Regions from separate parts of the Mus musculus genome. Here region 2 is linked to region 1. The links are chromatin loops, found by intact Hi-C in ENCODE. Cell type or tissue: left cerebral cortex. All regions are shown on one strand. Each heading gives the region's core, and the rest is flanking DNA. Links, peaks and the distances in the headings are about the cores only. Region 1 overlaps Brpf1 (bromodomain and PHD finger containing, 1). Region 2 overlaps Setd5 (SET domain containing 5).

Evidence for each region. A loop is a pair of places that touch in the nucleus more often than their neighbours do. Peaks named below come from ENCODE experiments on the same cell type or tissue, not always from the same donor. Only the 100,000 strongest peaks of a DNase experiment are listed, where the experiment ranks them.
Region 2: it touches region 1 in a loop (2.7-fold over the local background); 3 of 42 quality-filtered maps call a loop at or near these places.

The regions. Positions count from the first base shown.
Region 1 is chr6:113,310,130-113,315,517 of GRCm38, reverse strand. It overlaps Brpf1 (bromodomain and PHD finger containing, 1), which reads right to left. Exons shown (of 13, transcript NM_030178.2): 2 at 5,110-5,388; 3 at 1-927. Among named protein-coding and RNA genes, the nearest start is that of Brpf1, 5.7 kb to the right of the region's middle. In left cerebral cortex, for the core only: no CTCF peak of the experiment used is centred there; a DNase peak (open chromatin) is centred at 2,904.
Region 2 is chr6:113,112,319-113,117,706 of GRCm38, reverse strand. It overlaps Setd5 (SET domain containing 5), which reads right to left. Exons shown (of 22, transcript NM_028385.1): 7 at 2,621-2,863; 8 at 2,031-2,179; 9 at 1,585-1,702; 10 at 818-927; 11 at 90-339. Among named protein-coding and RNA genes, the nearest start is that of Setd5, 37 kb to the right of the region's middle. In left cerebral cortex, for the core only: no CTCF peak of the experiment used is centred there; no DNase peak of the experiment used is centred there.

The DNA of each region.
Region 1 (5,388 bases), core at 290-5,289:
GGTGCTGCTGCCCTCTTCTCTGCCAAGATCTTCCGAGCTTTCTTCATCTTAATCCGAGACTTGGCCTTGGCCTTCTTGACCTTCTCTGAGCTCCAGCTTTTACCCTCATCTTCTTCTTCATCCTCTTCTTCCTCACCCTCACTGTGGGATAGGGCAGGCAGGCGACGAGCAGAACCTGGGGGTGTGTGGATGTCACAGTAGGCTGTCTTGCGGACGCTAAAGGAGGTACCATTGGCACCTGTCTCCCGCACAGGTTCCATCTTCATGTAAAGGCCAGCTTGTTGGGCACATGTCACATGGAAGGCTGTGTAGCAATTGGCCTTATGGCACTGGATGCAGGCTCCAGAGCCCCGCTGTTTACAAATGTAGCAGGTGAGCTTCCACCGAGCTGGTGGGATGTGCTCAATGCTGTCAATAGGTTCTAGGAAGACTGTGTTGGCAAAGCAAACCTCAGGGATCCACAAGGCACACACCACGTGGGCCCAGCGGCCATCATCTGTCTGCTTGAAGGCACCACCCTTATTGGGGCACAGAGCACAATCCACTGCACGAGAAGGTGACTGCAGGCAACGGCGGCACAGCCACTGGCCTTCAGGGATATAGGGGACACCGTAGCACTCCTGGTGCACAGCCAAGTTACACATGTCACAGAAGAGGATAACATTGCTGTTCTGGCACTCGCCATCATTGCAGATACAGCACACGGCATCTTCATCCACTAGTGCATTGGGGTCACCTTTATTGTGACTCTCAAAGTACGACTCCTTCTCCAAACGGTCCATTAAGTACTCAAAGATCTCTTGTGGGATGGGACTTACACCCTCAGTCTTCCGCCGCTCATTCATGATATCCAGCCAGATATAGTCCTCTTCATCCATGTCATACTCCACCTCCTCATCCAGCTCCTCTGCAGATTTCTCGATGTACCTGCAGTGCACACAGGCAGCTTGGCATCACATGGCTGATATTTTTCCTTCAGACAAAGCATTGTTCTTGCCTCCAAGCACTCGGCCTCTGCCCATGTATACATTTATCTCTCCAGCCTTACCTTAACCCCACATTTATAGTATTAGAATCATTCCTGTCTTGCAGAAAAGGAGACCTAAATGTGGGAGAAGTTAACTTCCTCAGAAAGTGCCCAAGAACCTGGTCATGAAAACAAACAGGCCCACATCTCTAGTACTCATGCTGTGGCTATCATATGATACGGTCTTCCCTGAAGTATAGAGGCTCAGCCAGACCCCTAAATGGGGCAATGCTGGAGCAGGGAGGTCTCCCTGTGAACGTATGGGGGGATTGTACTGTCAGAGGAAGGCAATTCCTTGGACATCACTGGCAAATGAATACAGGCCTTTAGCAAAGATGATAAGTACCAAAGACACATGGATGTTCTCTCAGAAGATGCTAGCAGTCTCTCAAATTCTATATATCCTGTTTGTTCTCTGAATAGCCTTGAAAGATAATAGCTACAACTGACTGAGCATTCATTATGGGCAAGGCACTAGGCCAAGGTACAGCTATTCTGGTAATAGCTAACAGATTAGTGTCCTTATCATCTTTATTATCATTTATTTATCCACAGTGACAGAAGACTGAGGGTGTGATTTTAGATGAATTGAAGCTTTGAGGAAAATGTTAACAACCTATCACAGATAGGTCATATCACCAGGGAGCGATAGAGTGTCACCCATTCGCTGCCCCTAGCCTTTTCCACATCCACTTTGGAATTCTTTGAGCCTGCAAGCTAGAGCAGAGGGCAGCTCTAGGTGGCTATGACACAGCAGGCATGCATACTGTCCTGTCTTAAGCCGACTAGACTCTGGCATTGTCTATTACATAGTACAAGACAAGAATAGGAGTTTGGCTTTGAAGAAATCTGGTTTTAAATTTTGTCTCTGCCACTCTGCCACCTTCAGAACAGCACTGCTCTGTCCTGTACCTTGTATTAACTGATAACACAAGGGCTATATTCAGTAAATGATAACTTTAAATAGCATTACAAGAGAAATGGCTCCAGCCAAGGAGCTGGAGTTATACTCACTTGGTAGAGTGCTTGCCTAGCATGCACAAAGTCCTGGCTCAATCCCCACAAAGCCCTGGTTCAATCCCTGGCACTCTATAATACCAGGTGTGATATCATACCTGTAAATCCTAGCACTCGAGAAGTAGAGACAGAAGAATCAAGAGTTCAAGGCTACTACCCTGTGAGTTGGAGGCCAGTCTAAGATACATGAGACCTTGTATTTAGGAGGATATGGGAGGCTAAGTCAAGTGACATACACCATGTTCTAGGAAAACATTAATTCTCTCTCTCTACATGGAAAATGGATCTCTGAGCAGGCCAGGTGCATAGAAACTCCGAGGCCATATTGCCTGGTCTCTGTATAACAGTAAATGACTTTAAGCTTTTAAGCTCCCTGGGCCCTGGTTCCTTATCTATAGAGAAATAATGCTAATATGCCTGCCATAGTTGTTGTGAGCATGAAATGAGTTAATAAAGGGAGACACTTAGAACAGTGCTTCACATGGAGCAAATATTCAATAAATGTCAATTTTATTAGCTTTGTAATAACCCTAACCCACCTTGTCTTGAATTATAGCTGTTGTTCCTAACTTGTTCTCTAACAGGCAGGGATCGTATCTGATTCACTGTACAGAAATAGGTCCTCAGCGTTGTTCAACTGAAAGGCATTTTGAGGGTGACAGGGAGAGTAAAATGTGCGTAGAGGGCAGCTTCTTCCTTAGTTCTTTCCTTGTCTTCTAGTGCAACTGTGCTCCCAGAATAAGGGTATGATCAGAGCTGGAGTGAACTAGCTGGACAGTTCTAGGGCTTATACTAGTTCTCTTAAACGTCAGGTCTTGCCTATTCCTCTGCCATGACACACCAACTGTCATTGATAGTACATAACACACTCCCACAAGCTCCCAGATTATAGACTCTGGCACAGATAGGTGGGCTGTATGTCATGTACAATTCTTGACACACCAGCTGACACACCACCCTCTCACTCCCCCTCAAGAAGTGGACTGGATTTGAGCATGAGAAAATTATTAGAGTGATGATGACCTCAGACCATCTCAGGTTTTTACAAAAGTAAATCATTTCAAAACATGGGGAATTTGCTAACTATAATAACATAGCTCCTAACTGACTGCAACAGGCTAAAAACTGCTCATCTGGAGAAAAGATCTGATCCCAGGAAGAAAGTGACTATGTGTAGAGAGAAAGAAAAGGAGCTATGCAAGTTGGGGTGGACTGCCTGTGAGAGCAGGTTATGCCAAGAGCCATTGGAGGAGAGGAAGTCCCAAAGAGGGGCCTGTGCTTGGGATAAAGAGAACATGGTAAATTCTAAGAGAAAAGAGAATAGTGAAAAACCAGAAAGGGGGACTGGATGTAAGGAGAAAAAATAAGGAATACTTGCTAAAACTTGGACAAAGGAGAGGAGATCTATATGTTATTAGAATGATGACCTCAGATCTCAGGTTTTTACAAAAGTAAATCATTCATTCACATATATATGTATATGAATATTGTATTTAGGGAGACATGGGACACTACATCAAATGACATATACCATGATCTAGCAAAACGTTAATTCCTCTCTCTCTACATGGAAAATGGATCTCTGAGCAGGCCAGGTGCATAGAAACTCCGAGGCCATATTGCCTGGTCTCTGTATAACAGTAAATGAGTTTAAGCTTTTAAGCTCCCTGGGCCCTGGTTCCTTATCTATAGAGAAGTAATATGCGCTCTCGCTCTCTCTCTCTCTCTCTCTCTCTCTCTCAGAGAGAGCGAGTCTTACTGTACCATCAAATGTAACATCTATAGAGAAGTAATATTCTCTCTCTCTCTGAGGGAGTCACAATAGTGACTGTATTGCTGACAGTCACTGTAACATCAAATGGACTGTGTATTTGGCAAAAGCCACTTTTCACATAAGAGCCTTTACAAATAAACACAGATGAACAAACTGTTCTTTTGGCTTTAGCTGCCGGGGGGGGGGGGGTGGGGGGGTGGGGGGGTGGGGGTTACAATTGGTATTGATAACATCCTGTGGCTGAGATTTCTACACACAGCCTTACCACCCTACATCTTTTTTTCTCATGTTAAAGGAATTTGCTTTATTATGTCTGTGGCTAGCAAAACAAGTTCAGTAAAGTAAAGATCCCTGCTAGTAAACCTAATGGCCTATCCTGGGACCTGGGATATGCATTGTAAAAGTGAGAACTTTTTTTTTTGTCCCACAGGTAGTTCTCTAGCCTCCACAGGTGCTGTAGTGCCATGTGCAGACAAACAAATAAATGTAAAAAAGATTTTTTTAACATTAGGAATGTTTGGAACTTCAAAAGGAGCCACTATGGTTAGCTCTTAGAATGAATGGAATATAAAGAGAAAATTACACACACACACACACACACAAATAAGTAAATCAATAAGCAAGCGAGCACTGGAGAGGTAAGAGGTAGTATGGCAACAATGAACTCCTGCTCACAAAGCTGTTAAAGGACAGGTGACAGTAACAAAACAGTGGGAGATTACATCAGATTTATCATTCATCTTTGAGGCCTTATGAAGCCAATGTCTTCTGCCCTAGGGAGGAGCACTGCACCTGCTCTGTGGATGAGGGCTTTAGAAGCAGGATGTTGGGTGCAGGAAACAGTGCAGTTTTGAAGCTTGCTGGACATGGGTCTCAACCTCAGTTCAGAGATTCCTACATGTGACTTTTGACAGGCCTGGCAAATGGGAACAAGGACTGCTTTGAGCGAGTTCTAAAAATAAAGATGTGGCTATAGCTAGATGTTCAACATTCAGGAGAAGACGTAGGTAGCTCTCTTGCCCACTCAAGGCCAACCTGGGAAAACTCAGACTGTCTCAAAAACAGAAATAAATCAAAACACATACACACAAAAAAACCCCAATTCTTAAAAAATGTTACAAAGGGAGCAGGAAGTGAGAGAACCCAGGACCTGGCATGTGCCAGTAGGGCTAAAGGACAGTTCACACTGCCTTGGCAGACTAGTGCTCCTTTACTGGCTGTCTCCTATCAGACTGTCATCTCGATTGGTTTTGATTGGTTTTCTAGAGGTAGGAGATGGTGGTGGTCTTACCGGTAGTAGGAAGTGGGCCGGGGTGGTGCGTCAGGGGTATCTTGCTCTAGCTCACGATACACCACCTCAGGCAATTTGGGAGCAGCACTGGCAGGAGCGCTGTGATGGTGGTGGTTAGAGTCTTTTCGTTTCTCCTTGTTCTTATGCTTGCCTGACTTAGGTGTAGCCGCAGGTGTCTCAGTGTTTTCCTTGTTGCTGCCATTCTCAGGGGCCTCCTCAGGGGCCTCCTCATCCTCTGACACCACATCCAAGTTGTCAAAGATGCTGATTCGGTGGACA
Region 2 (5,388 bases), core at 112-5,111, 200 kb after region 1:
TGATGTGTATAATAGCAGTTAATGTTTTAGTATAGCTCTCTGAAACAACACATGGGATCAGACCATCCTGACTTGGTTACAGAGATTACCTCATGCTCATTGGATACAGTTACTTTTTCTGGAACTTCTTGTGGTTGCGGGTCAGGATTCTCTTCTGGAACCTCATTTTGCTGCTCCAGCTCCAGCTCTTTCCGCCGTGCTTTTCTACGTCTGGTCTCTGCTCCAATGGTGGGAAAGCTAGGAGGAGGTGGGAGTGGCAATTCTGCAGCATTGGGATTTCTTTTCTGTATAGGGCAATTCCGGTTTCCCTTGTGACAAGCACAGTCCACTTTGTAATTACTGTGCCAAAGAAACAACCATAAGTATCTCAGTATTCTTGTAAACAGAATATTATGGCATACTAACTATTCGCCTTATTGAAAAACTGGTATAAAAATTTCCTCTGATGTTATTGTTAAATAAATTAGAATTGGTATAATACTTTCAAAATTTCAGTTTTTCTGTATATGTCTACCTCTAACCTATGCAGCACAGAATCAGGAAGAACACAAACCTCGACTAATTCTTTCTCCCTACTGCTTTTTATTTTTCTTTTCAGAGTCATGGCCTGGTGGGCCTGGTTGGCCTGGAATGCCTTAGTGACCTCAAACTCATACAGATCCATATGCTTCTGCCTCCTATGTAGTAGGAGTACAGATTCTTGGCAAAAAATACAGTAATTAAAAAAAAAAGGAGGGCAAGATTTAAAAACAATTTTAATATTAAGATATTAAAATCTTAAGGCCATCTATGCTTATAAAAATTTCTGAGGTCTTACCAGTTACTATATTCATAATCAAATGCAATGGTGACTTCTGCATCCTTGGTGATAGCAGATACGGCATAGATACACAAGTGAATCATCCCATCTGCAATCATGTGTCTCACCTATATGAACAAGACATCATTATGTTTGCCTTCAAAACCAAAACCAAGTTTTCCATAAATGGGAAAAGCATGACCCAAATAATTTCTGCCTATTTTGAGTAATCTGTTATTTTATTTACCTCTATCACTTCATGATAATACACTAGTGAACAATCTGTTAAACTTCTTCAAAATAGAAAAGGGTGAAACTATTATTTTATTCTTAAAAGTATCTGCATTCTGCTAAAGAATTAAAAATTCCTTAGCCTGGAAACAAAGCTGTGTTAACCTTACTGCACTTACTGTGAATACATCGATTAATGAACTTTAGAAATGTTTACAAATTTTTACCACTGTTTCCCACAATAGCAAAGACAAACTATTACCACATGACATTTTAATATTTTAAATTTTTTCCAATTCAATTTATAGACATCTTATCCAGTCTGTTTTATTACTTCTTTTTTTTTTCATTTCTGTCCTCTCTAAAGAAAACCTATTTCTTGTCTTTATTCCATCTCCATAAGACACCACACTTTTACTTTTTCATCTCTGCATTAAAAATCATACAACTATTAGCTACAGACCTTTATCTGGGTGAAGTTTTCAGATTGTTTCTTCAATTAAACATGTCCTTTGATGGCTCCATTGAAAGGGAAGTTGCTAAAGATAGCTTACCTCTGCATTTGGTGTACATGATCTTCTGATGAACCGAGCATCATTACCGAAAGTACGAGCATCGACACACATCTCTACACCATTGAATTTTGAGTAGAAGAGCACAAAGGGATATGGTCTAGGGATATAATTAAAATTCCTGTAATTCTCAACACAAACAAAAGGGCCACCCCACAAATGTGATGTATACACTGACTCAATAAGGAACAGTCATTTGCAATACCTAAGGTAGCAAACACCACAGACTTGTCTGCTTTTCATTAATGAATAAGCAAAAAGCAAGGAATGTTGGGCTTGGAAAGGAGTCATCACTAGTGTACATACACGATTTGCAGATTTATTTGCCCTTTTGAATCAACAGCAAACAGACAAAACACGAGCTTATTTGAATGACTCGTCAGTCAGAACCATGCAAGCCCTCAATGCTCAACAAATGATGTTCTTACTTTTTAAAGAAATGCCCATTGACCTCAAATTGTTGTCGTAACATGACTTTCCCACGATATTCTATTATAAGAGTGTCCAAAGCCAAATCTCTTGCAGCCCTCAGGATTTTCCGGTGCTTTTGAACACGAGTGACTCTTCCCAGCTGTAACTGAATAAAAACAGTGTTAATGTTTAAGAATAGCAATAGCAGTGTGGTAAACATTTACAGTGTTTCATAACTGTTAAAAAGGTACTAACACTTTCAGGTTTTATCAGTGTATTAAATAGGTTGAAGATTGGAAAATTTTCTTTTTGACATAATCTCAAGTTTCCAGGAAACATGTTCCAATTAGTGGTCCCAGAGAAGGTAAGATCAAAGAAGAACTTAAGATGTCAGTGGAGCTGTGTCTGCTTTATAAATTTATAGCTTTTATTTCTCAAACATGTGCCTAGACAGTTTAGTTACTATAACCTGATTTTGAACAGAGATTATCAGCAGGAAGGTAGTTCATTTGTTATTTGGTATGGAATAATGATTTTGTTCCATTCTGGTTCTTTGGTTATTAAAGTAATTTCAATCTCTTAGTGCTTTTAAAGCTTTAGCTCTTACCTGCATTTGGGAACCGATTACTGTATTATTACAGGCCAGTTCAGTTTTATTAATAGTGTCTAAAATTGCAGGTTTGCCCACAAATTCCTTGTTAGAATGGAGATGTTGCTCAAGGGCATTCTGTACATCTGCACTGTACTGATTAGTGAAAGCTTCTTCATATTGATCAGTCCATAGTCTTATCCGATTTTCCCAGCCCTCAGTGGTATTTTCATCTAAATTCTGTGCTTCCGAGGGAGAATTCTGTAGAGATCAAAGATAAGTGAATTAGTAAGAGACCATTCATGAACACGGCAGGATAAGCAAGATACTTGTTTTTACTTGACAGTTGGTGTAGTGTAAGAGCAATGGACTGAAATCAGGGGTTTTAGCTTCTACTATCAACCAATTATGAGGTCTTGGACACCTTCAAATGATTTCCTCATTTGTCTAATTATAAAGTGAGAAAGTAATCTGACTTAGTATCTTCATCCATTACTGGTTTCATGACCATTTTCAGTAGTAAAGATCAATCCATCAAGATTGACATCAGCCGGGCGGTGGTGGCACACGCCTTTAATCTCAGCACTTGGGGAGGCAGAGGCAGGTGGATTTCTGAGTTTGAGGTCAGCCTGGTCTACAAAGTGAGTTCTAGGACAGCCAGGGCTACAGAGAGAAACCCTGTCTCGAAAAACCAAAAACCGGGAAGAAAAAAAAAGAAAAAAAAAAGAAAGAAAGATTGACATCAAATTCCTTGGGGGAGTCATAAAAAGACAAAAAAGAATTTTAAGTTGTTGTAGTGCATAAAATTTCAAAATAGGCTGATATTCGCTGTGTTAGTATAGCAGTAAAAATGGTTTGTATTTGTATTAGGAGAATGAGTCACCTATTTGTTTCTGAGACACCTATTATTTCTAATAGCAATACCTAGTTCATAATGTTAACACTCACAGGGAAATTACCATTTGGAACCATTATCAAATACACGTTGAATAATGTTCCATCATTTTATGTAAATTACCACACAGAATTACTTATCCAAATGTATTGAAGATACACTGGTTTACTTATTGTTCTATTTTTAACATATATTTTGCTGGTATGCCTGTGCCACAGAGGACACCTTGTAGGAATTCTCTTATTCCACCAAAAGTGTTCCAGGGATTACACTCAAGTTGTCAGGCTTGGCAGCAAGTTCCTTTACCTGTTCACTCACCTTGCTGACCTAAAACACTGGCTAAGAGTTGTGTCTTGTAGGAAAGCTCTTGGTTTTGAGATTAAAAATTCAAATGCTATTCTCTTTATATTCCTATAGCTACTACCTGTATCTTTATGAAAGTTTTCATTAATTCCAAAGACAAAATTTATAACTTAACTTAAAAATTATAAGATAATTAAAGTAAAACCTTTTTTTTTTTCCTATTTAAATTTTAACATATCTACAAGGCTCTGTTGAAACTGTAAGCAAAAAGTGTATATAAACTTCTCTGAGAGAAAGAGATGGCTTTCATTTTGCTTACAGGTATCGAAAGTTGAGCTAGTTATAGTATTAGTTGATAGCAGGGGGAAAAAAAAAAGAGGGCCTTACAGTTTAGGTCTAAAGTTAGTCCCCAAATTCTATGTAAGGTCCCTGTTAGTAAATGAAATAAAATGAAACGAGCAGTTGAAAATACACGTGGCAACTTGTAGATTTATCTCATTAAAGAATCTCCTATCCACATAAGAGGTCAGACTTTCAAATTTAAGGTAAAATGTCACTTGACATCAATGACAACATCCACTGGTGCTCCAACTACAAAGTAATCCTAATAAGTTTATCCTAACTCAAAGAGTCACTGTTTATTTAATGGACAACTTAAGAGATTTAGGGATACGAATACTTAGAAGAACCAAAGTACAACTCAAATTCAAACTAAAGCTCTTAAATCCTAAACTTTTAGGAGGTATGTCAACTTACTCATGGGCAGGACAAAAGAAGATATAAGAAACGACAACCAAATCTTTGAAAACTAACCAGTACAACGAAACCCAGCCAGTATCTAAAAAGTACATTACTTCTCCAAACACACACACACCAGTCCTATTTGATAAGCAGCATTACATAAATCTCCACCAAGAAAAAGATGCCAAGAAATGCCAAAAGATGCCAAGAAAAATAGTGCTTTTTCAGTAAGACTATCACATATTAACAACACCAATTTTCTACTAAAGAGTTATCCTTTCAAACAATAATTCAAAGCCAAAGTTGTCAAGGAGAGTTTACAAGAGAGCCTGGCTCATCACCAGAAAATTCTCACTCCTGAGGTTGAGTCCAATCACTGGAATAAAACAGACTAGCCTCGTTTTGTTTTTAAAAACTGTGACTTATCTCCCACACTACCACAATGAAACAGAAACATGAAAATATTTCATAAAATAGACAAGAAAGTCCACTCTGGAGAAAATATTTATGAAAACTGAATGGCAACATTACAACCTTGTGAAAAGCAGACTCCAAGAGTCTCAGACCATCAACGTTAGGAAAGAAGCCATCAAAAGGCAAGACCAAATGTAAAATGCAGCATCAGGAAAGGTTTACCCCTTCCCTTCATCCGCAAGGACTTCCGGGATCCCTCTCGAAATGCCTATCCCAAAGAGGAAAACAAGTAGAACAAAACAAAACTTGGTACCAAGAATGACAGTTATATCCATGTGACTAAAACTAAGTAAGGTACTAACCAGTATCCTATGCTGTCTCATTTTCAGTGTAACAAATACAACGGTACATCAAACCATGATCAAGAAAAAGG